Regions from separate parts of the Homo sapiens genome. Here region 1 is linked to region 2. Evidence: read pairs that join two places in POLR2A ChIA-PET (ENCODE). Cell type or tissue: HepG2. All regions are shown on one strand. Links, peaks and the distances in the headings refer to the core of each region. The heading gives the core; the rest is flanking DNA.

Evidence for each region. Peaks named below come from ENCODE experiments on the same cell type or tissue, not always from the same donor. Only the 100,000 strongest peaks of a DNase experiment are listed, where the experiment ranks them.
Region 1: POLR2A ChIA-PET joins it to region 2 with 6 read pairs; 3 of 35 experiments call an interaction of 5 or more read pairs at or near these places.

Annotation. Positions count from the first base shown.
Region 1 is chr22:32,927,577-32,939,192 of GRCh38, reverse strand. It overlaps SYN3 (synapsin III), which reads left to right. Exons shown (of 14, transcript NM_003490.4): 4 at 7,712-7,803. Among named protein-coding and RNA genes, the nearest start is that of SYN3, 120 kb to the left of the region's middle. In HepG2, for the core only: no CTCF peak of the experiment used is centred there; a DNase peak (open chromatin) is centred at 6,812.
Region 2 is chr22:32,638,623-32,650,238 of GRCh38, reverse strand. All of the region lies in intron 6 of SYN3 (synapsin III), which reads left to right. It overlaps LOC105373002 (a long non-coding RNA gene), which reads right to left and starts at 9,008. Exons shown (of 4, transcript XR_938176.4): 1 at 8,924-9,008. In HepG2, for the core only: a CTCF peak has its summit at 5,470; a DNase peak (open chromatin) is centred at 5,558.

The sequences.
Region 1 (11,616 bases), core at 4,492-9,491, 290 kb before region 2:
TCCCATGATGCCTGCAATGTTTTGCTTTAAACAGTTAATAATCTTTTATAGGATATTTTTAAACTGAAAAATAAGGGTTTTGTATTTATCCACATATTTACCATATCTAGAACTCTTCATTTTGTATTGGTACAAATTTCCATCTGGTATCATTGTCCTTCTGTCTGAAGAGCTTCCTTTAACACATTTTGGACTTATAATAAATTCAATTTTTCTTTGTCTGGAAAAGTCTTTATTGTGCCTTCACTTTTTTTTTTTTTTTTTTGAGACAAAGCCTTGCCCTGCTGTCCAGGCCGAAGTGCAGTGGTGCAGTCTCTGCTCATTGCAACCTCCGCATCCCATGTTCAAGTGATTCTTGTGCCTCAGCATCCCAAGTGGCTGGGATTACAGGTGCGTGCCACCACACCTTGTTGATTTTTTGTCTTTTTAGTAGAGACGAGGTTTTGCCACGTTGGCCAGGCTCGTCTTGAACTCCTGACCTCAGGTTATCCACCCGTCTTGGCCTCCCAAAGTGCTGGGATTACAAACATGAGCCACTGTGCCTGGCCTATGCCTTCACTTTTAAAAGATAATTTTACTGGGTATAATATTCCATACCGACAGTTGTTTTTTGGTTGGTTTTCTTTTTCTTTTCCTTTTTCTTTTTCTTTTTTTTTTTTTTCTGAGACAGAGTCTCACTCTGTTGCCCAGGCTGGAGTGCAGTGGCGCGATTGCTGCTCACTGCAAGCTCTGCCTCCCGGGTTCATGCGATTCTCCTGTCTCAGCCTCCCGAGTAGCTGGAACTACAGACACCCGCCACCACGCCTGGCTAATTTTTTTGTATTTTTTAGTAGAGACAGGGTTTCACCGTGTTTGCCAGGATGGTCTTGATCTCCTGACCTTGTGATCCACCCGCCTCGGCCTCCCAAAGTGCTGGGATTACAGGCGTGAGCCACCGCGCCCAGCCTGGTTTTCTTTTTCTTTTAGCTCTTTAAGGAAGATTTACTACTATCTTCTGGTTTTCTATTTTCTCACAAGAAGCTGTTTATCATTCTTATCTTTGTTTCTCTTTATATAAAATGTATTTTCCCCCCTTTGGCTGCTTTGAAGATTTTCTCTTCACCACTGGTTTTTAATAAGTTGGTTATTCTATGTCCTGCTGTTTATTTTCTTTGTTTCTTCTGCTTATGATTCATTGAACTTGTTAGGTCCAGTTTTCATTAAATGTAGAAAAACTTTGGCCATTTTGTTTTAAATTTTCTGTCCCTACCTCTTCTCTTACTGAGACTTTAATTACTCATATATTAGACTATTTAATATTATCCCATAACTCACTGAGGTTCTGCTCTCTTTTTCTTTCTTTGCTTTTTTTTGTGTGTATTTTTGTCTCTGTGCTTCATTTTGGGTTGTTTTTATTGTTTTCTCTTCAAGTTCACTAGCATTTTTTTCAGCAGCATGATATGGTTTGGCTCTGTGCCCCACCTAAATCTCATGTTGAATTGTAATCCCCGCTGTTGGAGGTGGGGCCTGGCAAAAGGTGCCTGGATCATGGGGGTGGTTTCTAATGATTTAGCACCATCCGCCTTGCTGTCCTCATTATAGAGTTCTCACAAAATCTGGTTGATTAAAAGTGTGTAGCACTTCCCCCTTTGCTCTCTCTCTCTCCTGCTTCTCTGCCATATGAGGATAGTGCTTGCTTCCCCCTTGGCCTTCCACCATGATTGTAAGTTTCTTGACACCTCCCCAGAAGCAGAAGTCTGTTCAGCCCACACAACTGTGAGCTGATTAAATCTCTTTTCTTTATAGACTACCTAGGCTCAGGTAGTTGATAGCAGTGTAGAACAGACTGATACAAGTGTCTAATCTGTTGTTAAGCCTAGCGGTGCATTTTCTATTTCAGATATTATAATTTTTATCTCTACAAGTTTCATTTTTAATTTTTAAAATATGTTTCTTTCTCTCCCATTGTATTGTTTCCATCTACATTCTTGAGAACCTCTTTATAACAGTTGTTTTAACTTCCATTTCTGCTCTTCCCATCATCTCTCCATTTCCACGTCTGTTTCTATTCGTTGATTTCTCCTTGTTGTGGGTCATATTCTTCTGCTTCTTTGCATTCCTCGTAATTTGTGATTGAATGTCACTACTTTTACATTGTGAATGTGATGTGTTGGGTGCTGGGTTTTGTTAGATTCCTTTAAACAGTGGTTTAGTTTTTTCTGAGATGCAGTTAAGTTACTTGTAATAAACTTGATCCATTCAAGACTTGGTTTTAAGCTTTTCTTGGGACAGATCTACATGGAGTGATTGATTATTCTAGTTTGCCTGGGATTAAGGAGTTTTCCAAGACATGGGACTTTCACTGTAAAACTGGGATTGAAGAGTTTCTGAGAAATGGGACTTTTAGTTTTAAAGCTGAGAAAGCCCAAGGCAAACCGGGACAAACTGGTCGTCCTAGATCCAGAGCATGCTGTTGGCCAGGGATAATTCAGTCCCACTATGAAATTTTGAGTAACCTACCCATTTGACAAGGTCTTTACCCTCTAGCTGGTGAGCACATGGGTTCTTCCCAGCTCTGTGGATTCTGGAGATTGTTTCCTAATGGCTTTTTCCTGGCCTTGATTACTTTCCTTTCATGTATGCTCAAATTAGTTACTCAGCGAAAGACATAGATCTCCCTGGAGTTTGTGAGGTTTTTTGTTTGTTTGTTTGTTTGTTTGTTTTATTTTTTCTCTGCAGATTCATCTTTTCCTATACTCTGTCCTGCAAATTTTAGCTGCCATGGCTACCCTGAACTTCAATCTTTGTATCCTTAACTCAGTGAAACTGATGAACTCTGCCTTCTCCCATGCTGTTCTGCTGCCTGGAAACTGCCTCTAGGCAGTAAGCTAGGATAAACATAGGGATAATTTTGTTCCCTCTTACAGGAATCATAGTCCTGAAATGCCTGTTGTCTAGTTCCTGAAAACTGATATGTAATGCAGTTTGTCTGGCTTTATTGTTGTTTAAGATGGGAGTGTATATGTAATCTCTGGTACTTCATTGTTGCCATATGCAGAAGTCTTTACATTTCACACCTCCATATATTTTTTAAATGTATATGTTATAAATACTTGAAGGAGTTGTTCTTTTTCAGGGTACACCAGTTTGGATGCTTTCAGTTTAAGCTTACTAAGACAATGGAATATTTGAAAATAATAATGGCAACTATTTACTGAGTCTCAGCCCTGTGCTGGATGTTTCATATACATTGTCTTGAATCATCACAAAAACATTTAAAGATAGATATTATTGATATCATTACCTCTGTTTTAAAGATATCAAAATTGATATTCAAATCAGTAACTTCACTAAACTCATCAGCTAGTATATTGAACAGCTTACATGTGAATGTAGTCTCTCTGAGTACTCATTTGTCCATACCACAGTGCCTAATGTGTAGTATTAAAATGTTATCCCACCAGCTGGGCACAGTGGCTCACGCCTGTAATCCCAGCACTTTGGGAAGCTGAGGCGGGTGGATCGCCCTGAGGTCAGGAGTTTGAGACCAGCCTGGCCAACATGGTGAAACCCTGTCTCTACTAAAAATACAAAAATTAGCCGGGCGCGGTGGCGGGTGCCTGTGATCTCAGCTGCTTAGGAGGCTGAGGCAGGAGAATTGCTTGAACCTGGGAGGTGGAGGTGGCAGTGAGCTGAGATCACGCCGTTGCACTCCAGCCTGCGCAACAAGAGTGAAACTCCATCTCAAAAAAAAAAAAAAAAAAATACCATACCAAAAGCCTTAGAGGTCAAAATAATTTGTGGTGAAAAGGTTAGCTCATGCAGAATATTTAAGTAATTCTGATAGTAGCGTTTTTTGCGATATAGGTGAATAACTAATTTGTTATTTTGTGTGTGTGTGTGTGAGAGAGAGAGAGAGAGAGAGAGAAAGAGAGAGAGAGAATGAGTCTAGGTGCAGATTTCTATGCGCATGTTTTTGGTGAAGTGAATAAAGGAGCTTTACCTGGCCACATTGACCTTCTTCGAGCCCTGGTGACTTTGAATATGATACTGAAATTGCATTCAATTCCCAAAGTTATTATTTTAATTTGCTAGGTTCCACAATTACCATACACTTAGTGGCTTAAAACAACAGAAATTTATTTTCTTCCAGTTCTGGAGGCCAAAATTCCCAAATCAAGGTTTCAGCAGAGCTGCACACCCTCTGAAGGCTCCAGGGGAGACCTTCCTTGGCTCCTCCAGCTTCTAGTGACTCTCAGCATTTCTTGGCTTGTGGCAGCATCACTCCATCTCTGCTGCCATCTTCCCATGATCTTCTTTCCTGTGTCTTTCTGTCTTTTCCTCGTCTCTTCTCTTCTAAGGACTTGTTAGTGGATTTAGTGTGCCTCCCCCGCAACTCCCACCAGTCTAAGATGATTTCATCTGATATCCTTAACTGGATTACATCTGAAAAGACCCTAGTTCCCAAAGAGGTCACATTCACAGGTATCAGAGGTTAGGACTTGGACATAGCTTTTTGAGGAATACAATTCAATTCACTACAATTTTCATGAGAGTCTTCCAAATGGCTGCTCTTTCATATTCTACCAGAAAGGCTATCAAGCTATCTTGAAGGGAAGGTGGTTTGGACACCTCTGTGTTCATTTCCATGGTGCTGAAGGTTTTAGACAGTTAAATAACAGAAGAATGCCCTTTTACTTTGCTAGGCCACCTTTCTGCTTGATCCCACGGAAGCTGGCTACCTTGCAACCCAGGCAGTTATCTCCTGTAATTATTCATAAACCACAACTGAGAAATAACTCTAGACACCCACATCTGAACAAGATGAACCTCTAACTTGTACATCCAAGCCTGAGTGTGACTTCTCTCCAGGTATCTCTCTTTCCATTTGGGCAGCGAGACAGCCCTTGGGTCCTTGCCACTTTTGAGTCAGAGATTCTATCTTCCAAGATTCTGTTTCACTCCCTCTCTGCATATATTTGGTGACCAGGTATCCTGTTTTGCAACTTTCTTCTAATGTCTTTTTATCTGCGCACATAAGCAACAACTTTTCTTCTTAATTCTTCTTTGTGACCTTGCCAACTAAGAATCTTGAACATGATGGGACTGAATGTTTAAGGCATTAAACTTAATAACTAGGCCATTACCACTATTTACTAACCTGGACTCATTCACAGTGATCTTTTCGCCTTGCCACAGCATAATGAGGTTATTAATTACAGCAAGAGGCGTAAGTACTCCCGGTTTGCTCTAATGCTATCTGGGGAGATGGCTGGGTCTTTGGTCATAATTCCTGTTAAATGACTCCAAGGAGATACAGTTAAGTTGCCATGAAATGATATTTCCCTTCAATGTAAACTTTTTTCTTTAAATGGGTTGTTTTTAGGTCCCTAAAATTCCCAGTTATAAGCCACCTAATGCCTCATTCAGCTGAACAGTGGGGGCCATGGAGTGTGGCAGTTAAAAGCACAGGGCCAGCTGAGCGTGGTGGCTCACACCTCTAATCCCAGCACTTTGGGAGTCCGAGGCGGGCGGATCACGAGGTCAGGAGTTCAAGACCAGCCTGGCCAACATGGTGAAACCCCCTTTCTACTAAAAAACAAACAAACAAACAAAAATTAGCTGGGTGTGGTGGCAGATACCTGTAATCCCAGCTACTCGGGAGGCTGAGGCAGGAGAATTGCTTGAAACTGGAAGGCAGAGGTTGCAGTGAGCCGAGATTGAGCCACTGCACTCCAGCCTGGGTGAAAGAGTGAAACTCTGTCTGAAAACAACAACAACAACAAAAACACAGGCCCTGGTGCCACACCGCCTGGGTTTGAATACCAGCTCTGCTACCTACTATATGATGCTGTGCATGTTATTTGATCTTTTTCTGCCTCCATTTCCTCATCTGGACAAGCATGAGGATTAAATGAATTCATATGTGTAAAATGCTTAGGCCGGTACCTGGCACATAGTGAGTGCTTCATACATGTGAGTGGTTATGTTTATCCATTAAACCCAAAGAAATTGCTTTTGGCATCTACTGTGTATAAGGCACAGTTTGGTGCTATGCATTTTAGCCGATAGCATTATAGGTTGACTTGTCACCCCCAAAATTCATATGTTGAAGTCCTAACCCACAGTAGAATGTGACTTTATTTGGAGATAGGGTCTTTAAAGAGGTAATCAAGTTAAAGTGAGGCTATTAAAGTGAGGGTAGTGTATATGACTGGTGTCCTTATAAGAACAGGAGCTTTGGATATAGAAGGAGGACAATGTAAGAAGACACAGGGAGCAGATGGCCATCTACAAGCCAAAGAGAGAGGTCTGGAACACATCCTTCCCTTATAGCCCTCAGCAGGAACCAGCCCTACCAGCACCTTGATTTTGGACTTCTAGCCTCCAAAACTGTGGAGAATGAATTTATGCTGTTTAAGCCACCTATTACAGCAGCCTTGGGAGACTAAGACAGGTGGTTATAGTGAGAAATCCCAGGGAGCATGTCATCTGGTAAGAGGGATGTATTCCATGGGACTCTGGTTGTAAGCAACAGAAATCCATGAAAGCTCATTTAAACAAATAGGCAACCCAAAAGATGAACTCACAAAATCCAAAGGTAGGTCTGTAGCTGGCACATAAACATCCCCATCTCTTGCCCCTGCCCCTCTCTTGGTGACTGTGACATTCCTCCCTCTCTCTGTCTCTCTCCACCCTGGTTTTCTGTGCTTTGCCAGTGCAGATGACAGAAAACATGGTTTGTGCATTAAAGATACAACCACCTAGAAAGAAACTGCATGACTCACTCATCAGTTTCAAACTCTCAGGGAAGAGTATCTCATTCTTCCACCCCGAGTCAGATGCTTACCCCATCAACTGTGACCAAAAGGGCAGTATGTCAATGAACAAACATGGTGCTGCTGCTGTAACCAGATGGATGGAGCAAGAGGAGGGGCCATTACCAAGAGAAGAAAACTGGGCATATGACCAGGGTGGGGGGTGGGTCCGTTAATAGAGAGAAATAATCACCGAGTCATGATGCCATACCACTGTAGAGCATGAAGGTGAGAAAATCTAGAGAAAATGTCCCATCAAACAGCATCTGCAGAGTCATGATGCCATACTACTGTAGAGCATGAAGGTGAGAAAATCTAGAGAAAATGTCCCATCAAACAGCATCTGCAGAGTCATGATGCCATACTACTGTAGAGCATGAAGGTGAGAAAATCTAGAGAAAATGTCCCATCAAACAGCATCTGCAGAGTCATGATGCCATACTACTGTAGAGCATGAAGGTGAGAAAATCTAGAGAAAATGTCCCATCAAACAGCATCTGCAGAGTCATGATGCCATACTACTGTAGAGCATGAAGGTGAGAAAATCTAGAGAAAATGTCCCATCAAACAGCATCTGGCATGTTCTGGTCTTGGAGCTGGAATTGCCTCTTCCACCTTCAAAGAGGCAGAAATTAGCAAGGATTAAAAGCATAGGTCCTTGAATCAGAGACACATGGGCTTCAATCCAGTTTGGCCTTGTATTAATTGTGCTGCCTTGGACATGCCACCAGGCCTCTTAGAGCCTCAGCTTCCTCATCTTTCAAAAAGAAAGATGAAAATAATATCGGCAACTTCCTAAGTTTGAGGGGAGCTTTAAAGGTGTACTTTGTACCTCTAAGTACCCAATATGTGTTAACCGTTGTTACCACCGTTGGTATTTGATGAATCCTTTTTTGCTTTGCTTTATTCTTCAGGCTGAATTCTCAGAGTTGAACCTAGCTGCCTATGTGACCGGGGGCTGCATGGTGGACATGCAGGTCGTGAGAAATGGGACCAAAGTGGTGAGGTAAGTAGGATTAAAATATGCAGAACCTTCTGAGAATTGCATACGTGGAACCTCATGTAGCCCACCCCTCCGTCCACTTCCTGCGACCTAACTCCTTTGCCACATGTACTTTCCTGTACAGAATGTCTGCTTCCCAGGTGTGGTTGCAGTAGTAATGACCAGCGGCACATATCATACGTGCAGCACCTGTGGTGTCCCCAAGTGAGCCCTGGGCTTGGAGAGAAAAGACTTGGGTTCCATTTCTGGCTTTGAGGCTCTGCTCTGGCATATTATTTAGTCCCTTTTGTCCTCTACTTCTCATCTGCAGCATGATGATATGCACTGAAGTTAGAGGCTGCTAAAGTTTACAGAAACTCACATGTATGACAGCACCCTGTTAACTCTGAAGTGCGGTACGAATGGAAGGTTTATTAGAATAAATGAAATTCAACTTCCTGCAATATGGCAGACTAAGTGTTCATAGAATCTTCTCCAAGTAGACCAAAACTAAAAGCACTAGATATATAATATGTTCAGAAATCTGTTTGTAATTTATGCTGAATTGGAGAGCAAGTGAGGGGTTTCTTCAGAAGCCAAAAATGACAAGAATGTATAAATCCATAGGCGAGATAAACACATGTATGAATACATTGCTATCTAGTTAAGTACCCAGAGAACGATACACACTAGGTCTCATGAGGGTTTAGAGAAGGAAGAGACAGGATTCAGATTTGGGGAAGGAGGGAAAACAGGAAAAGCTTTGAGGAAAAGGTAACATTTGTTCTGAGCCTGGTCCAATGGTAGAATGTGGACATTCTCAGGCTGGGTGTAGGGAAAGAGAAGTATATCCTAAGAGTAGGAAACAGCCTCTGCAAATAAAGACAGATCCAAAAAAAAAGGTGCATGTTTGGTATATTAGTCCTTTTTCATGCTGCTGATAAAGACATATACTCGAGACCGGGTAATTCATAAAGAAAAAGAGGCTTACTGGACTCACAGTTCCACGTGGCTGAGGAGGCCTCACAATCACGGTGGAAGGTGAAAGGCATATCTTACCTGATGGCAGACAAGAGAGAACGAGAGCCTGTGCAGGGAAACTCCCCTTTATAAAACCGTTAGATCTCTTGAGACTTACTCACTAACACGAGAACAGCATGAGAAAGACCCGCCCCCATGATTCAATTACCTCCCACCAGGTCCCTCCCATGACACATGGGAATTGTGGGAGCTACAATTCAAGATAAGATTTGGGTGGGGACACAGCCAAACCATATCATTTGGTAAATTATGATAATTCAACTAATTCAGCCATTCTTTATTGAGTGCCTACTGTATGCCATGAAAGACATTTGGCTTCCTATTTCCAGTAACGGTGGGCTAGGTCATTTGGACCAGCTTTTCCCCTGAAAACAACGTAAAAACTGATACTAAATAATTACAGTCTTTAAAGGCCTTCTAAGAGTTGGTGTGACAGTAAGGAATTACCAGGAAGAGACTGATGGGAAAATGAAAACCCAGACAGGTAAATGAGTACAAAGCCACCTGTATCCTGAGAGTATTCACTAGATCAGCCAAATTTGCAACTGGTTTTGAGAGCTTAGTGGAGGCAAGGGAGACAGAAATCAACACTCAGGGCCACTCACAATAGGGAGTGTAACAGTAGACCCTCTCCACAATAAGCTGAGATTCCCCAAAGGACTACAGCTTCTAGGTGAACATGAATTACAAGTAGGTGAGCCCTCACAAGTACTTGCAGCTTGAATTGCAGTTTGAATACCCCAGCCCTCCAGGAAACCTCAGGCATTGAACTTGGTTTATGGTGATCCCAGACATGCCAGAAATAAAAGCAAATCCTATGTAAAGGAAGGCACTTTCAAGCTAGGCTTCAAATGATCCTTCAAATAATTTTTTTGTATAATAGCTAGTACGTAGTCAAAGATAACCAGGTGAAACAGGAACAATAGACAATGGAGACAGAACCTCAAAGACAGAAGACATTAGAATTATCACACAGGTTATTTTTAAAAACTATACATATCAAATTGAAAAAAATCAGGTATGGAGATATCTGCGGAGAAAAGGACACTAAAAAAAGTTATATAACCAGGTTTTTGTGTTTGTTTGTTTTGAGATGGAGTTTCGCTCTTGTTGCCCAGGCTGGAGTGCAATGGCATGATCTTGGCTCACTGCAACCTCCGCCTCCCAGGTTCAAGCAATTCTTCTGCCTCAGCCTCCCGGGTAGCTGGGATTACAGACATGCACCACCACACCAGGCTAATTTTGTATTTTTAGTAGAAACAGGGTTTTGCCATGTCGGTCAGGCTGGTCTCAAACTCCTGACCTGAGGAGATCCCCCGGCCTTGGCCTCCCAAAGTGTTGGAATTACAGGTGTGAGCCACCGCGACCAGCCGATACAACCATTTTTTTTTTAAACACAACTTCTGGAAATGAAAACTACAGTAATCAAAATTATTGTGTTTAACATCACATTAGACATGGCTGAAAAAGCGTTTATGAAATGAAAGGTACAGCTGAAGAGATTATCCTGAAGGAAGCACAGAGAGAAAAAGATCGGAGGTGCAGGAAAGACTGTTAGATTCTAGGAGAGGGCCTAATATTCATTTAATCAGAATCTCAAAAGAGAGAGGTAAAAGAGAATAGAGCAGAGACAGTATTTGAAGAAATGATTGTTTTGGAAAGATACCAAACCACCGAAAGCAGAAGCTTGGCAAATTTCAAGCGGATAAATAAAAATAATTCCACACCAAGACTCAATAGTGATATTTAGAAAGAAAAAGCCAGAGGAAAAAAGGCAGATTACAGATGGTCCCCAATTTACAATGGTTTGACTTATGATTTTTTGACTTTGTGATGATGCAAAGTGACACTCATTCAGCAGAGCATTAATAAATTGCATGAGATCTTCAACACTTTATTATAAAATAGACTTTTTGTTCAAAGATTTTGCCCAACTGTAGGCTAATGTAAGTGCTCTGATAATGTCTAAGGTAGGCTAGGCTAAGCGATGATGTTTGGTAGGTTAGGGGTAATAAATGCATTTTCTTTTTTTCTTTTTTTTTTGAGACGGAGTCTCGCTCTGTCGCCCAGGCTGGAGTGCAGTGGTGCGATCTCGGTTCACTGCAAGCTCTGCCTTCCAGGTTCACACCCTTCACCTGCCCCAGCCTCCCAAGTAGCTGGGACTACAGGCGCCCACCACCATGCCCAGCTAATTTTTTGTATTTTTAGTACAGACGGGGTTTCACCGTGTTAGCCAGGATGTTCTCCATCTCCTGACCTCATGATCCTCCCACTTTGGCCTCCCAAAGTACTGAGGTTACAGGTGTGAGCCACTGCGCCCGGCCAATAAATGCATTTTCAACTTAGGATATTTTCAGTTTACAATGGGTTTATTGGGATGCAGCCCCTTTGTAAGTTAAGGAACATCTGTACTTTTGTTAAAGTAACAGACTGGCAGCTTCCTGAGAACAGTGGTGGAAAAATGTCTTCAGTGTGCTGAGAGAAATTAATTGCCAACCTATAATTCTATCCTCAGAGAAACATCTTTTATGAATGATGGCAAAATAAAAACATTTACAGACCTTCACAAAGGGAAACTGTAAAGTATGTATGTACTTTAGGCAAAAATAAAATGACCTCAGATTAACGTAGAGCTGCAAGATTATATGAAGGGCAAAGAAAGTGGTGTTAATAGGTATTGTCTTCAAAAGACAATAAAATAATTTTATGGATTTAAAAATATATGAAGGATTAAAATATACAACATTAAGTTAGTAGAGATTGAGGGTAAATGGAATTAAGATATTCTGAGGCCCT
Region 2 (11,616 bases), core at 2,821-7,820:
GGAGGGAGAGAGAGAGAGAGAGAAAGAAAAGTGTAAAGAGCTTAGAATAGTGTCTGGCAATTAGTACATGCTCAATGAATGCTGGCCGTTGTCATAACTGTTGGAGAATGAATAGAGAAATTTGAGATTGCGTCTGTCTTATGATGGGATAACTCACAGAGCGGGGGAATTGGGGGAAGAGTTCTATAGCATGAGTAAGAGTTCACCTCCAGGAACATCTAATGCTCTGAATTTTATGAAATCAAAGCCTACTAGTCATGAGCCCCTTCTCAGCCTCATCAGCTTTTTCTCCTGGCTTTTTCCCCACTGATTTTCTCATTCCCACAAGGCCCAGTGAGACACTTGGGAAAATATTTTCCAAAATAAATTTCAAGTCATTATTTGTCCTAAACCACCCGATTCTGTGGCCCAGCCCTGTCTACTAATGTTACCGCCCTGTCCCTATTTAGACTGAGGTTTTATAACCAACCAGCCCCTCACCAGGGCTTCCCTGTCCGGCCACCCCCTGCCTGAGTCATCCTGTGTTGTCACAATTCTAGATTTATGATGTTGGCTCTTGTGGTCTCAAAGATGACTCTAGATGGGACCAGCCTTGGGCCCAGCCGCGAAGCTAGTTTTGTTGTGTTCCGCCTCCCACCACCCCATTCTTCCGTGGTGTAGTAAGAAGAGCATGTTCTGGGAGTTGGAACAGGGTTGCCTCCAAGCTCAGCTGTTTCCTTTCTGTGTGATCTTGGACCAGGAGGGCTTTCTCAAAGTCTCAATTTCCTCATTAGTAAATGGGGATGTTTGAAGATGAAATTAAATAGACTATACGAAAATGCCTGTACTCGGTACATACTAGGGGTCATTAACATCTATTGTCACAATTTTGAAACATAATAAACCATCCCAAAGCTCGGCGGCTTAAAAAATAATTATTCTTGCTCTCACAGGTCAGATGGGAATTGGCTGCTCTAGGCCTGGCGCTGAGTGGACCAGCAAGCTAGCCAGGACATGGCTAACTGCAGCAGTACAAGAGGGTCATACCCAAATTCACAAGCACATTTTAAGCCACTGTTTGTGTCACGTTTGCTACCAGCCCATTGGCCAAAATAAGCGACATGACCAAGCCCAGAATTAGGGATAGGGGAAGTATACTCCGCCTCTAGTGGAAGAAACTATCAAGTCACCTGACAACAGGTATTGATACAGAGAGGGGTGAAGAATTAGGAACGATGATACAATCAACTGTAATAGGTGGTCAGGAGATACTTGTTTCCTAATTTCATACACTCCTTCACATCCAGGGGCCTCTTTGTTTTACTTTGTGCCCATCCAAACTCCCTGCAGGGAGAAAATGTAAAATGCACATTCATTGGTATGAGTGGCCAATGACTGTTGTGTGGCACCTCAGAGTAAAAGAGGTGCTTCTTGGACAACAACAAAAATCATAATTGTCCATCTTAGTTGTTTGCTGTGAGCCAGGCTCTGAGCTCAGCGTATACTCTGTGTGTGTGATGTCATTTAATCTTTCAGCAACCTCAAGAGGTAGTACGTTCCCATTTTACAGCTAATGAAACTGAGGCTTTGAGAGGTTAATCAACCTGCCCATGGTCATGTAGCTAATATGTGCCAAACAGGGCTTTACAATGCCAAGTCTCAAATGCAGATATTTCTAACCAATGCTGTGCTCTTTCCATTAAACTACTAAGGGCAGGATTTTCACTGGGGCCAAAACTTTAAGTCCGGGTTTCCCAAACTTCAATCGTTGGTCACAACCTTTACAATTTTTACCATATTTATGTACTGTGTATACTGTAATTCATATAATTATTGATATTTTTAAGTTTTATCTTCAATAAACCTATTTTCAAAGAAACTGATGACTACCATAAATGGAAAACCAGTATCTCCTGACAAAAGAAAATAACCATAAAAAACACAAGAACAAAGCAATATTATTGAATTCATGCTGGATACTCTTGCTTGCTATGGGCTCCAAGCTCTCCAGGAAAGTGGGAGGTTTGCTAATATTGGGGAGGTGTTGAAAGAGCACAGGAACCAAACTAAGACTCTCCTTAATAGAGTCTCAAAAGCTAAGCCAGGTGTAGCGGCTCCTGTAATCCCAGCAATTTGGGAAGCTGAAGTGTGCAGGACTGCTTGAGGCCAGGAGTTTGAGACCAGTCTAGGCAATGTGGTGAGACACCCCCCCAATCCCTACAAAAACTTTTCTAAAAGTGTGTCTGTAGTCTCAGCTACTTGGGAGACTGAAGTGAGAGGATCACTTGTGCCTAGGAGTTCAAGATAAGCCTGGACAAGATAGTGAGACTCCATCTCTACCAAAAACAAAAAAAATGTAAAAAAATATTAAAAATATGTAATCCCAGCACTTTGGGAGGCCGAGGTGGGCGGATTGCAAGGTCAGGAGTTCGAGACCAGCCTGGCCAATATGATGGAACCCTGTCTCTACTAAGAATACAAAAATTAGCCAGATATGGTGGCGCGCACCTGTAATCCCAGCTACTCCGGAGGCTGAGGCAGAAGAATTGCTTGAACCCAGGAGGCGGAGGTTTCAGTGAGCTGAGATCACGCCACTGCACTCCAGCCTGGGCAACAGAGCAAGACTCCATCTCAATAAATAAATAAATAGCTGGGAACAGTGGCACACATCTGTAGTCCTAGCTACTCAGGAGTCTGAGGCAGGAGGGTCACTTGAACTCAGGAGGCCAAGGCTGCAGTGAGCCATGATCATACCGCTGCACTCCAGCCTGGGCTATAGAGTGAGACCCTGTCTCAAAAAAAAAAAAAGAAAAAGAAAAATCTCAAAGCTAGAAAATTCACTGAAAAGGAAATAACTTTCTCAGCATATGATTCAGTCTGTTGATGCTATTTTCAAGCATCACCAAACATCATCTCAGATGCCACCAGGATCTCTGTCCCTACCTCATATGCCTGTAGCCTTGGAAGAGGAGCCCACAGTAGGCTCCGAGAAAAGAACACCAAGAGGCCTTCTGGAGATCCCTGGGTCCCTCCTCTGCTGACCCCCTTGGATTTGGAACTCATAGACATGCAGAGGGGCATTCTGGGTGGTGTCTTCCAAGACCAAAGGCCAGTTTTCTCATGACATAGAATATAAGTAGGAGAGGTAAAACCCAGACACATAAAACAGGTGACCAGACAAGCCCCCAAGCCTTTGGCAGTTACAGGGACACACAGACCTGTATTCAAGCTGACTCAAGTTCAAGAGAGTTTCACTTGGTTCCCAGCAACCAGCGAAGGCAGGGGGCTTCAGGGGAGCCAGCCCTTGTCTCTTAACCTGATGGCTTTTTACTCTCCATACAGAACCAAAACCTCTTCCACAAGCCAAACAGGTCTCCACTCACTTCAGCTGCTCCATCTGGAATATCTCATCCAAAACAGAACCACAGAGGGAGAGGGGGCCTTGCCATTTGCTATTCTTGTATTTCTGCAATATCTGCCTCCATTCTTTCCACTGTTTCATTGTTTCTCAGTCTCTGCTCACAAAGCCAGTCAAATCAGAAGTGCCTCAATCCTTGACTCAAACCCGAGAAAACCCTTACTCATAGTTTGCAGGGCCTGGAAAGACTTTCTCAACATCCTCCTGCTCCCATAACGCTGTATTTGCAATCTTCTTGGAGCACCTATTATAACACATCTGCTCCTTCTTTATCCCTCTATTACCCCAAAAAAAGATCTAGCACAAAGAAGCGCTAGCCGGATGTTTAAAACTCAGGTGTAAATATTTATGGAAACTGCCAACACTAAATAAGCGACCTTATGAGTCAGGTTCTCCATCCACCTTCCCAGGGGGACTCAGATGCAAGAAATGTAAGTGGATTTTTCTAAGGTTCATTTTCTATTTTAAGCACCAGCATGAACAAAAGTCAGTTTGGGGTTCCCTCCCCTTCTCCTAGAGTTGCGCCAGACTTTTGGAGCTTGAGTTAGTTCCAAGACAGTGGGAGGAAACACCAATGTTATTGATCCAAATGGCATTCATGGAGATGTCCATCACTAGGTGCTCAGCTGATGGTCCACACAGGTTGCTGTTGAGCCAGGGATCCATTCCATGCATCTCCACTGCTCTGTGCTCTTCCTGGATGCACGGGAATCTTCCTGCTATTCTCATACCTCAGTAGGCACCCTTTCCGCGGCTCCATCCACCTGGACGTTTCAAGCAGCCACTTCCACTCTAGGGTCCTGCTGCTTCTCCAGTGACATAGTTCTACCAGGAAGTAATGTGCAGGTCCCCTCCTTGCCTGAATCTCCTTGGGACTTGTTCCTTATTCCAAGGCTCACGTGCCAGAAGTGGGGTACAGCTCCCCACCCCACCCCAACCCCCAAAATATCCCCTTTTGTGGATTTACCTCCACTTTTCCCCTTTCCCCCAGACAGGGAATTCTTGTCTCATCTCAGAGGTGAGAAGCCCTGCTCTTACATACCGTATTTCTCCCAAATCTGTTGTCTCCTATGCCAAGAGTTGTTTTGGTTTTCCTAAGAACTTGGGTTTTGGAAACAAAAGCAGAGGGCAGGGAGCAGTTACGTCCCTTTCCCAAAGCAGTAGCCACAGAGCAGCCCACTGGCTCAAATGGAGAAGGGTCTCAAGAGAAAGGACATACCAGGTGGAAACAATTACCAATTAACGTTTCAGAAATATCATCCAGCCTCACAAGCTTTAAACACACACGAAAGCACGTATTACTTGTAGAGTAAATTATTAAAGCAGACAAGTTTAAGATGCAAGGAGGTATTTTTCTGCCATTCCTGGGCCCTTAGCTTTTTTTTTTTTTCAGACGGAGTTTCGCTCTTGTTGCCCAGGCTGGAGTGCAGTGGTGCGATCTTCGCTCACCGCCACCTCTGCCTCCCGGGTTCAAGTGATTCTCCTGCCTCAGCCTCCCAAGTAGCTGGGATTACAGGCATGCGCCACCATGCCCGGCTAATTTTGTATTTGTAGTAGAGACGGGGTTTCTCCATGTTGGTCAGGCTGGTCTCGAACTCCCGACCTCAGGTGATCTGCCCTCCTCGGCCCTTAGCTCTCATTTAATTATTGTCTGGCTTTAGGGAGGATTCTGGGTCCCTTGTCCTTGCCTTCTTAATTTTCTTAGGAAAAGTGTTTTGAAGGAAGGAATGTCACTGTCAAAAGGCACAGTTTCACCTCTGAGTCCTCTCTGGATTCTCCCCTCTGGTGTTTTCTCTCGGACCTGGGAACCTCTTCTCTCCTCCTGTGTCTGCCACCTCTCACCACCCTTTCCCCAACCACTTCCTGCTACGACATCATTCTAAGAACTGAGCTGAGGCTGGAGAGAGCTAGGCAGTGGAGGGCCAAAGGCACTGTGATTCCAAAAAGAGGTCTGAACCAGGTTCTCCCCCATCCCTCCCCTTTCCCGGAACAGTCAGAAAAAGAGGAGAAAAGCCACCAAGGCCACAGCACTGGGAGGCCCCAGGCAGCCACCCCAGGAATGAGGGAGGAGGCCACGGGATAGAGGCCGCTGCTGCTCTTCCAAAGGGGATTTCTTCACTTCCTGCCAGGCTCTGGTACACAAACCTGTGTGTTTAGGAGGGAAAGGAATGTCACTGATTGCTCCAGTGGTGGTGGAAAGGGAAAAACGAAAATAACCTGCCCAGCAGTTCAGTTTCCTGTGCATGTGCCTGCATGTGCGAGCGTCAGTCCATCCGCCAGCCCAGCACACTTCCTGCTTGTCTGGGCTGGAAGGCGTTTATTTGGGAGGGTTGCGTGGAGCCAGGGCATGCTGAAAAGGCATTCCCAGGGCCCCTGACACTCACGTGGCAGGACAGCTGCCACCTGCCACCTAGAAGGAGGATCTTTATCCTCAGTGTGCCTTCAGGGACTGGTGGAGAGCACCTCCCTCTTCCTCTTCCCCACCTCATACCCCTCCCCTCCACTGCCAGCCTCCAACCCTGAATGTACGGTTGACTATCTGCTTATATGTCTCGTCTCCCTGCTAAACTTCAGGCTCCCCAAAGGGTAGCAATGGGGTCAAATTCCATTTTGTATGTCCTGCCTAGCACAGTTTCTGGCACTCAGTGGGTATTCAGTATATGTTTGTGAAACTGCACTCTGTCTCCCATCTCCCTCCCTGAATAGTTCCTTTCTCCCATCATCAGTCAGTCTTGTCGCTTTTTTTTTTTTTTTTTTTTTTTTTTTTTGAGGCAGAGTCTCGCTTGCCCAGGCTGGAGTACAGTGGTGAGATCTCGGCTCACTACAACCTCCACCTCCTGGGTTCAAGCGATTCTCCTGCCTCAGCCTCCAAGTAGCTGGGATTACAGGTGCCCAGCTAATTTTTTGTATTTTTAGTAGAGACGTGGTTTCTTCATGTTGGCCAGGCTGGTCTTGAACTCCTGACCTTGTGATCCACCCGCCTCGGCCTCCCAAAGTGTTGGGATTACAGGTGTGAGCCACCGCGCCCGGCCCCTTGTCTCTTTCTTTAAGCACATCCTCTCAGTAAATGCTCTGAACTGTCCTATAGGAGAAGTATTGTTACCTCCATTTTACAAATGAGAAGGCTAAACTCAAGGTCAAATTCATACCAATCATAAAATATTAGAGGTTTGAAATATTGAGATTTGAACATGGGGTCTTCTGATTTATTTCTACTATAACTCTTTTTTCCCTCCTCTGTTCTTCATTTATCTTTTCCTTTATGGGTCTGTTCTGCCCCCCCCGCCCCCCCACCATTTCTAATTTGCCCTCTCATTATTCTTAGAGATCTCTTACAGTGATTTCAAGGACTCTCTGGGCTTTTGGCAGAAGGCTTAAGTTGACCCCTGTGGGGCGAGATTAGGTGGCAACGCAAAGTGTGAAGATAAACATCCTTCACATCCCTGCTCAAATCTCACCCCCTTGGTGGGGCGCAGTGGCTCACGCCTGTAATCCCAGCACTTTGGCAGGCCGAGGTGGGTGGGTCACAAGGTCAGGAGTTCAAGACCAGCTTGGCCAACATGGTGAAACCCCATCTCTACTAAAAATACAAAAATTAGCCGGGCATGGTGGCGTGCACCTGTAATCCCACCTACTCAGGAGGGGCTGAGGCAGGAGAATTGCTGAATCTGGGAGGCAGAGGTTGTAGTGAGCTGAGATCACATCATTGCACTCCGGCCTGAGTGACAGAGTGAGATTCCATCTCAAAAAACAAAAACAAAAAACAAACAAACAAATAACTTCCTCAAAAAAGGTTTCCCTATCACTTTTATAAGCTCATCTTTTTAAGTGTAAATTGTGTGCACATTTTATAATGTCCATATGGATCAGCATATTAATACAAGTATAACTTTTAGGTAGATTTAAAAAACAAATAACTCATCATATATTGAGATGCATCCTCACCTTTTTTTGATAGGGGGCCTGATCAAAAAGTTTGGGATAGGGCCAAGCACAGTGGCTCAAGCCTGTAATCCCAGTATTTGAGAGGCCAAGGTGGGAGGATCATTTGAGCTTAGGAGTTCGAGACAGCCTGGGCAACATAGTGAGACCCCCATCTCAAAAATAAAAATAAGGCCGGGTACGGTGGCTCACGCTTGTAATCCCAGCACTTTGGGAGGCCGAGGCGGGCGGATCACGAGGTCAGGAGATCGAGACCACGGTGAAACCCCATCTCGACTAAAAATACAAAAAATTAGCCAGGCGTGGTGGGGGCGCCTGTAGTCCCAGCTACTCGGAGAGGCTGAGGCAGGAGAATAGCGTGAACCCAGGAGGCGGAGCTTGCAGTGAGCCGCGATTGCGCCACTGCACTCCAGCCTGGGCGACAGAGCAAGACTCCATCTCAATTAAAAAAATAAAATAAAAAGATAAAAAATCAAAATCAAAATAAAAAAGTTTGGGGTAGGACACTGAGTGTGGCTTAAGTCCTTTCACAGTCTTGTGATTTGGATTGCCCTTCTAGAAAATGGTTGGAATCCTTAACCAGAAACTTCTTTATTATTATTATTTTTTTTAAATGGAGTCCTGCTCTGTCACCCAAGGCTGGAGTGCAGTGGCATGATCTCGGCTCACTGCAACCTCCGTCTCCCAGGTTCAAGCGATTCTCCTGCCTCAGCCTCCCGAGGAGCTGGGATTACAGGCGCTTGCACCACGCCTGGCTAATTTTTGTATTTTTAGTAGAGACAGGGTTTCCCCACATTGACCAGGCTGGTCTCAAACTCCTGACCTCAGGTGATTCACCTGCCGCTGCCTCCCAAAGTGCTGGGATTTCAGATGTGACCCACCGCACCCGGGCCTTAACCGGAAACTTAACCAGCACAGTGTGAGGATTGCCAGAGGAAATGCTCTAGAAATATGGGAGTTTCCATCTTTGGAGGCTGGGGAGGGGCAATCTGTACCCCTGAAAAGGGTTTCTCAAACAATGAGGTCCCCCAATTTCTCAGGAAGCACTTTTTCGTTTTCTTAATATCAGCTTTATTGAGATATAAGTCACTTACAATACAATTTACCCACTTTAAGTGTAGTATTAAGTGGCTTTTAGTATATTCGCAGATATGTGCAACCATTACCACCTTCAATTTTAGACCATTTTCCTCTCCCCAGCGAGAAACATCATACTCATTAAGCAGTCATTCCCCTTCCCTCCTCCCACACCCCAACAGCCCTAGGCAATTTTTTTTTTTTTTTTTTTTTTTGAGATGGAGTCTTGCTCTGTCGCCCAGGCTGGAGTGCAGTGGCACCATCTCGGCTCACTGCAAACTCTGCCTCCCGGGTTCACAACATTCTCCTGCCTCAGCCTCCCGAGTAGCTGGGACTACAGGCGCCCGCCACCACGCCCAGCTAATTTTTTGTATTTTTAGTAGAGACAGGGTTTCACCGTGTTAGCCAGAATGGTCTCGATCTCCTGACCTCATGATCCGCCTGCCTCAGCCTCCCAAAGTGCTGGGATTACAGGCATGAACCACCGCGCCCGGCCCCAGAACTCACATCTTAACGTTTAGCTTCCCAGGGATTCTGAAGCACGTACGAGTTGCAGAGCCTTGAACTCCAGTGAGGTGATGTTCATTCTGAACACGTGAGCTCCACGGTTCAGATCACAAGTCAGAAAGAGGCCAGCCCTGCCTGACTGCCTGTAATTTAATCACCATTGTTGACGTTCGTGCTCAATGTATTGAGGTGTTTCTCATATATGATGATGCCATGGGACCACATTTACTCTTCATAATCAATCTGTGGGGCTGGTTTGGTCACCCCCGTTTTGCTGCAGAGGCAGAGACCTGGGCGAATGCCCAGGCACACCCAGCTTAAGCTACGTAGCAAACCAGAGCCTTCTGACTTGAAGCCCGATGCTTATTTATAATACCCCTGTGACTCTGTTTCTAAATCAAAGATGAATCCAAGTGATCTGACAAATATGAATAGATTTTTTTTTTTCCGAGACAGAGTCTTGCTCTGTCGCCCAGGCTGGAGTGCAGTGACACGATCTCCGCTCACTGCAATCTCTGCCTCCCAGGTTCACGCCATTCTCTCACCTCAGCTTCCGGAGTAGCTGGGACTACAGGCGCCCGCCACCACGCCCGGCTAATTTTTTTGTATTTTTAGTAGAGATGGGGTTTCACCATGTCAGCCAGGATGGTCTCGATCTCCTGACCTTGTGACCCGCCCACCTCGGCCACCCAAAGTGCTGGGATTACAGGCGTGAGCCACCGCACCCGGCCAAATATGAATAGATTTATGAAGACTGTGAGGAGCTGGGGCTGGAGTCCTGTCTGCTTAGCCCCTACTCCACCCCAGTGGTACTCCTGCAGCTTCTTAGTGGAACCCCTAGTTCTCTGAAGAACACAGTTTAAAAACCGCTGGCCTAGGAGCTTAAAGTCATCTCTCAAGGAGAATTTGATCTAAATGAGATTAATAATGTCTCATTAATTCATCAACCCTTTCTAAACAGCCATCTTGTGCCAGCACTTTGGTCGATTCTGAGTACACAATAAACAAGGCACAGTCCCTGCCTCCAAGGAGCTTACAATCTAGCAGAGAGGCATGGGATAAATGCTACAATAGAGGTTCATTCCTGGGAGTATGGGCAGAGGAGGCAGCCAGCGTGATTTGTGGGGTACCAAGGAAGGCTTCCTGGAGGAGGTGAGGCCTCAGTGGAGACTTGAAGACAGTATAGTCCTTCACCAGGCAGAGGGAGGAGAGAAAAAGCATTTCAGTTGGAGGAAAGCAGGTGCAAAGGTAAATAGGCAAGAGTGGCCTGTGTGTTTGTGGAGAGAACAGTTTTGCAGTTCTAGAACATATGGATTGAAGAAAGGAGTGGCAGCAAGAGCATGAGACTGAAGAATTGGATCAGGATCAAATGGGAAGAGGATAGGACTTTATAACATCCAATAGCCACACAAAGTGTCATCCAATTCAGTGCTAAACCACAGATTCTGACAACAGCACTCATCCAAGGAAAAGGGACATGGTGGCTCACACCTGTAATCCAGGCACTTTGGGAGGCCAAGGTGGGAGGATTCCTTGAGGCCAGGAGTTTGAGACCAGCCTGGGAAACACAGCAAGACCCTGCCTTTACAAAACAAATATTTAAAAGTTAGCCAGCTGTGGTGGCACCTATAGTCCCAGCTACTAGGGAGACTGAGATGGTATATCACTTGAGCCAGGAGATCGAGGCTGCAGTGAGCTATGATAGCACCACTGAGCCATGATCACACTACTACATTCCATCCTGGGCAACAGAGTAAGAACGTGTCTCAAAAAAAGAAAAGGAACTTAATTCACAAACATGAAAGAAGCAAAAGAGGCTACCGTAACCAAAACAGTATGGTACTGGTACAAAACAGACACATAGACCAATGGAACAGAATAGAGAACTCAGGAATAAAGCTGCACACCTACAGCCATCTAATCTTTGACAAAGTTGCCAAAAATAAGCAATGGGGAAAGGACTCCCTTATTCACTAAATGATACTGGGATAGCTGGCTAGTCATATACAGAAGAATGAAACTGGACTCCTACCTTTCACCATGTAAAAAAATTAACCAAAATGGGCCAGGCGTGGTGGCTCATGCCTGTAATCCCAGCACTTTGGGAGGCCGAGGCGGGTGGATCAGGAGGTCAGGAGATCGAGACCATTCTGGCTAACACGGTGAAACCCCGTCTCTACTAAAAATACAAAAAAATTAGCCGGGGTGGTGGCGGGCGCCTGTAGTCCCAGCTACTTGGGAGGCTGAGGCAGGAGAATGGCATGAACCCAGGAGACGGAGCTTGCAGTGAGCTGAGATCGCGCCACTGCACTCCAGCCTGGGCCACAGAGTGAGACTCTGTCTCAAAAAAAAAGATTTCAATGTAAGACCTCAAACTATATGATCCTAGAAGAAAACCTAGGAAACACCATTCTAAACACAGGCCTTGGGAAAGAGTTTATGAGTAAGTCCTAAAAAGCAATTGCAACAAAAACAAAAATTGACAAGTGGGACCTAATTAAACTAAAGAACTTCTGCACAGCTAAATAAACAATCAGCAGAGTAAACAGACAACTTACAGAATGGGAGAAAATATTCACAAACTATGCATCTGACAAAGGTCTAATATGTGGAATCTATACAGAATTTAAACAATTGAACAACCAAAAAACCGATAGCCCCATTTAAAAAAATTGTCAAAAGACATTAACAGA